2 separate regions of the Homo sapiens genome follow, and region 2 is linked to region 1. A link is a contact called in ENCODE Hi-C or POLR2A ChIA-PET data. All regions are on one chromosome and are shown on one strand. The core of a region is the stretch at or near the end of the contact, and the rest is flanking DNA. Distances in the headings are between cores, read along the strand shown. Region 1 has its middle 20 kb from the start of LINC02004. Region 2 holds the start of AMOTL2 (angiomotin like 2).

The links. Hi-C counts contacts between places; a loop is a spot of excess contacts on that map. ChIA-PET counts read pairs that join two places held with the same protein, here RNA polymerase II (POLR2A). Pooled maps may share reads with other maps.
Region 2: a loop to region 1 is called in a map of PC-9, with 4 times the contacts of the local background. The contact joins the promoter of AMOTL2 here to the enhancer-like site in region 1. A Hi-C loop is called at or near these places in 12 of 168 maps with a recorded cell type or tissue (A673, Caco-2, MCF 10A and 8 more) and 8 of 50 pooled maps. POLR2A ChIA-PET finds 5 or more read pairs at or near these places in 23 of 52 experiments (A549, A673, AG04449 and 18 more).

Annotation. Positions count from the first base shown.
Region 1 is chr3:134,332,346-134,335,045 of GRCh38, reverse strand. No RefSeq gene overlaps it. Among named protein-coding and RNA genes, the nearest start is that of LINC02004, 20 kb to the right of the region's middle. RefSeq lists enhancers at 1-721, 722-1,574. Within about 2 kb of position 1,450, at least 9 of the 41 ENCODE cell types and tissues checked have a DNase peak (open chromatin) inside an H3K27ac peak, as active enhancers do; they include IMR-90, PC-9, right lobe of liver and 1 more, where a contact is called at or near this core.
Region 2 is chr3:134,373,175-134,375,874 of GRCh38, reverse strand. AMOTL2 (angiomotin like 2) reads left to right here and starts at 1,428. Exons shown (of 10, transcript NM_016201.4): 1 at 1,428-1,533. RefSeq lists enhancers at 1-568, 569-1,368, 1,369-2,168.

The sequences.
Region 1 (2,700 bases), core at 201-2,700:
GGAAGTGGTAGTGTTTTACTGTGAAGGAAAGGTGGGAAAAGAACAAAAGACAAGAGCAAAGGCATAAAGGAAGGAGCCACGGTTAAAGGAAGTGCAGGGATCATAGGGCCTGAGGCTTGGAAGAAGCCAAGAAAGGAAATCAGTACTGGTGGTAGAGGCCTTGTAGGCAATGAGGGATTTGGACTGGAATCTGGAGCTATCAGAACCATAGAAGGTACTTGAGACAGGGATGACTAAATCAAATTCACAAACAATTCTAGCCTGGATTCACTGCCAGCAGAAGGGATTCCAGGCATTTCTTCCTCCCTGTGAGCTCAATTCACTCCTGCTGCAATGTGCCAGCTCTGACACAGCCCATGCCACCTCCTGCCTTGGCCACCCTTCCCGCAGCCTCCTTGGCCTGGCATCTCTGTCATCTCTGCTTCCCTGCAAACTCCTGTGGACAACCTCACATTGTCCTCGCTGAGAACCTTGCACCAGGCTCTTTCCATTGTTCCTGTGCTCACTGCAGGCTCCTCAGCTAAGCCATCTGTGGCCACCACCTTTCTGCTCACCAGGGACTGTCCCCAGTGCCTTTAAAGAAGGGTGGTGCCTCTGGGGCACAAAGCAGTGGCTGGGGCATCAGGAAAATGCTGGCAGGTGCCCCCCTACTCCAGAGAACACAGGATGGCACTCTTTCCTTAGTGCAGTCTGCTCTCCATCCCAGCTTTCCTGGAGCCCATCCCTGGTTTTTGGGAAAGGGACACGTTCAGCCAAACCAGAGACTAACCCTCAGGGTTACCCAGACCAGGATACTGGATGCTCATTTCACTCCCAATAGGCAGATGCCAAAAGTTGCCTGGAGGAGAGTGTGGAGACAGAAGAAAGGGGCCTGACTGTCAGCATTAGACCACAATAATCTGCCGCCCCTACCCCATCCTTGGGACTGTGAGGGATCCAGATGGCTGGGCTAAGGCTGCTGTTATCTCTGCCTTCTGGGCCGGGCTGGGACAGGACTGGCTTCCTTCAGGGCTCTTACTGACACATCTTTTCTTTGATGGGCTAATTCTGTGATATGGTTGTCCTTGGCCTCAGAGTGGTGACTTTTCCTATCCCTGCTGGGATCCTGGGGATGGGGTCGCTGTGATCAGCCCATGACAAGCACTGCCCCCTCCAAATACCTAACATGCTGTAACATGCTCTTGGAATTCTGTCTCCCTTGGCTTCCATGAAGGGTCAAAAGCCTCAGAATCTTGTGAATCTGCTGTTTAACTCCCTGCTGGCATGTTAGGTATTTTTACAATTGTTCTGAAATCCCATTATCTCAGCCTTCTGAACAGGCTCAGTGTCTCGTGCTGACTGAATACGTGACTGGCCACCAATCCTCCCCTGCTGGCCTCACTCGGGGATGCCAGAGAGCCCTGGGCTGCGGGCTCCCTAAAGCCTGCTCCTCCGACTTCAACACAGTCTCTTTTCCTGAGGCCAGGGCCGTGGGAAAAGCACAGTGATCGCAAAAATAGAATGGAATGGTCTTGGCCACACTGGATAATTGTAAACACAGAATGATGTTTCAAAGAAAAACAAAAGTAAAAATTATAGAGTTGATGAGCTGGGAGGAGCTCAGTTAATTTTACTCATTCTCTGTAGCCAGCACTTCCCACAGGTGTAATTTTACACTTACCTGTGTTATTATTTGTTTAATTCATTCAACAAATATTTATTGAGCACCCACTATTCTAGATGCTTGCACTACATCCATTATCAAAGCAAAGACCCTGTCGTCCAGGGGCTTCCATTCCAGAGGATTGGTGGGGGAGGTAGAGGACAGCAAACAATTGACTCATAAATCTCAAAATGACAGAGCATGTAAAAGGGGATAAGTGTGGCCGGGCGCAGTGGCTCACACCTATAATCTCAGCACTTTGGGAGGCTGAGATGGGCGGATCATCAGATCAGGAGTTCGAGACCAGCCTGGCCAACATGGTGAAACCCCGTCTCTACTAAAAATACAAAAAAAAAAAAAAATAGGCATGGTGCCGCGTGCCTGTAATTCCAGCTACTCAGGGGGTCTGACACAGAAGAATCGCTTGAACCCGGGAGGCAGAGGTTGCAGTGAGCCGAGATTGCGCCACTGTATTCCAACCTGGGGCAACAGAGTGAGACTCCATCTAAAAATAATAATAATAATAATAATAATAATAATAATAATAATGTGTTAAGTGCTAGAGAAACAGAAGCCTAAGAACAAGTAAAGCATTGCTGGGGAGTCGGGAGGTTGTAGCTCTCAACTGAGTGAGCAGGGGCAACCTCTGTGGGGAGCATTCCAGAAGGAGCAACTAGCAGAGGCCTGTGGGAGGAACAGGCAGGAGCCAGGCAGCTGGAGCAGGGCAGAAGGGAGTAGGGGGAGAGCAGGGCAGAAGGGAGTAGGGGGAGAGCAGGGCAGAAGGGAGTAGGGGGAGAGCAGGGCAGAAGGGAGTAGGGGGAGAGGAGGTCGGGCGGGTACCAGCCTGGTCACTGGCTCACTGTAAGGCCTTGGACTTTTATGAGAATGAAACGGGAGTGCTGCAGGGAATGGGAATGGTGTCTTGCGAGAGCCCCGGGAGGGCAGGGTCTGCAACCCAATGCCTAGAACAGGGCATGGCACCTGGCAAGAACTCAAAAATTCCACTGGAATGAATGAACGAATGAATGAATCCAAGCAGGAGACTATGCCCACACCTC
Region 2 (2,700 bases), core at 179-2,678, 41 kb before region 1:
TTGTTTCCCTCCAGTGAATTTGGGACTTGCAAACTCCATGCTGATGGGAGGACCCAGCCAGGGGTAGAAATCAGCCCTGACTCTCTGGGTGGACAGGGGCCTGACTGCCCCCACCTCACCCCAACTGACTTGTAGAGAGGGCTTGTGTGATGGGGAACGGGGACAGCATGTGTCAGAGCGAGCTTTCTGAAGAAGGGGTTTCCATCTAGCAGTGGAAGTGTCCTGGGGGCAGAGGAGAGGATTCCATGCAGGAGCCACAGAAGTGGGTACAGGGGAAAGCCCCTGGCTGGCAGGGGTGTAGGGGGAGGTAAAGAAGAGACTAAAGCAAGGACAGGGTAAGTGGAGAGAGGAGGGCTCCCAGTGTCTGCCCTGTCCATCTAGGGAGCCTGGATTCTGATAGCCAGGGAGGGGTTTTGAGAATGAGAAACCAAGCAGCCCAGTGGTTGATTACCTGGTTCTCACTGTGTGTGACTCTGGGCACGCTGCTTAAGCTCTCTGAGCCCTGGTGTCCTCATTTACAACACAGGGATGATAACAGAACTCCGTTGGAGGGTGCTTGGCAGGGCTGAATCGGATGACTGGGCGAAAAGCCAGCGGTGGCACACCTTGCACTCTGCGTAAAGGGGCGCCTATTATCACCTTGGGGAAGAACTGGACAGAGCGCCTGGCGGCGGGTGATTCAGTTGGGTAGGTGGGTCAAATTGACCGGATTTTCCAACCCAGATTCACACTTCCTGTCGAGACGGTCGTAAAATAGCTGGCGAAGGTGTTTGTAAACAAAAGTGCATTCAAAGGTTGCCGCTGGGGGTGAAAACAGCGGGGGTTAGGGGAAAGAGGCTCTGTGGCTGGAAGCATTCACTTAGCCCGGGGCACTGTCCCAGCCCAGAGGATATGGATGTCTTTGCAGTCCCTCCTCCCTTTCCCACCTCCCCCGGTACACACACACGCACACACACACACACACACACACACAGCCGGAGTCCCCTCCCGCAGCAACCCCAGGACACGCGTGGTACAGCCCTTGCTGTCGTCCCGTCGATGGGTTTAGGGATGAAGGGTGAGAGCGGGTCGGCGACTGGGAGTGGAGGCGATAATGGGCAGAGTTGGATTAAATTGTCTCCAGCAGCTCCGAAGGCAAAGCATGGGGCAGGGGCGGACACACCGCGGCCTGGAGGGCGCTGGGCGCGGAGGAACGGAGCTCGGGGGCCGGGCCGGCGCTCGGCCAGCAGCGCCGCCTCCCCGGAGGAAGGCGGGGGCCGGGAGGAGGGAGCGGGAGAAGGCGGAGGGCGGAGGAGGGCGGTGCGCTGAGAGGTTATTTGTGGTTCGCTTTGATCCCGAGGGGGAACCTGAAACTCTCACATTCCTGGCATAGCAGCCGCCTCCGGCGCGGGCCGACCCTGGGGCTGCGCGCTGGGGCGCGAACAGCCAGAGCGTCGGCGCCACGGCCGAGAACACATCTTCGCCGCCGAGCTGAGCTGGGCCGAGCCGGAGGTTGTGGTGTCTGACTGCGCTGGGCACCCTCGGGCCGCAGCGGTAAGGAAGGCCGCTCGGCGCTCGGGAGAGCGCGCGAGGCCACAGAAACGTGCCCCAGCCAAAGCTGGAGTCTCGGCGCAACCCGGCCTTTTCCGGGAGTCGGAGCCTCGAGGATCGAGCGTCCTCGGGGCGCAGTGCGCCCTTTCGAGGCAGCCGCAGTGCCTGGCAAGGGCCGCTCTGCCCAGGGAGCGCAGCGCGCTGGGCTTTGCGGGGCTCTAGAAACGCGCGGGTCTCTTGGGGCTGGGGGAGAGGGGAGAGGGCCGACTCCGGAGACAACAGCCACAGTGTTTCGGGTTGCAGGTCGGCGGGGGTGGGGGTGGCGGGGGACAGGGATGGAGGCGCCGCTTGGAGCTCAAGTTGCAGGGTCCTGCGGGCTGATTTGGTTAGGTGGGGGTTACAGGTGCCTTTGCCCCCAACTAGTCCAAGAATTCCTCTTTGTCTTCCTTGGAAAATCCTCTCTGGAGCCACGAATTGGCCCTCACTTAGAAAGAATGCAGCCTGCTGTCCAGCCCGGTGACGTCAGCGTTAGAGTATTTGGAAAACAAAGAGGGCTCGAGAGGGAGGGAGGCGGACCCGCGATGCTTAAAGACCTCTCCGGGCCTCGGGCTACCCTCACCGGCTCGCCCCAGGCGTACCAGCGGCCACCGGTGCTCCAGGTCCGCCCGGGCTCGTGGTGGGGCGGGAGCCCTGGCTGGGGTGCCAGAACCTCCTAGCTTGGAGACTGTCTTTGGTTCCTTAGGCGAGCAGGAGCCCAGGCCAAGGCTGGAGACGCGCGCTGGCTTAGAAAGGCGGCCTTCAGAGAGCGCAGCGGGCGAGTGCAGCAGAGGTTCGCGGCCGGGGGCGCGGAAGCAGGTTTTTGTAAAGGCCCAGGCGTTTGATGTCTGAAAGGACGTGAATCTGAGGGGCTTGGCCGGGACAAATTCGCGATGAGAGGCCTTGGAGATGTTCCTTGCTCCCAGTCCGGGCACACTATGGAGCGCCTGGAATCTGTCAGGAAGGCTCCGCATTCCTTCCTGCCGCTCCCCTGCCTTCTCTGTGGGAGTCGGCCCAGAGAGTGATTATCATAGGAAATGCCCGCAGATAAAACTCCAGGGCGAACTGAATCCCATACGAATTGAATCCCATTTGCTTGCTTTGCCTCGGGTAGCTCTGGAGTCTTGCACATCT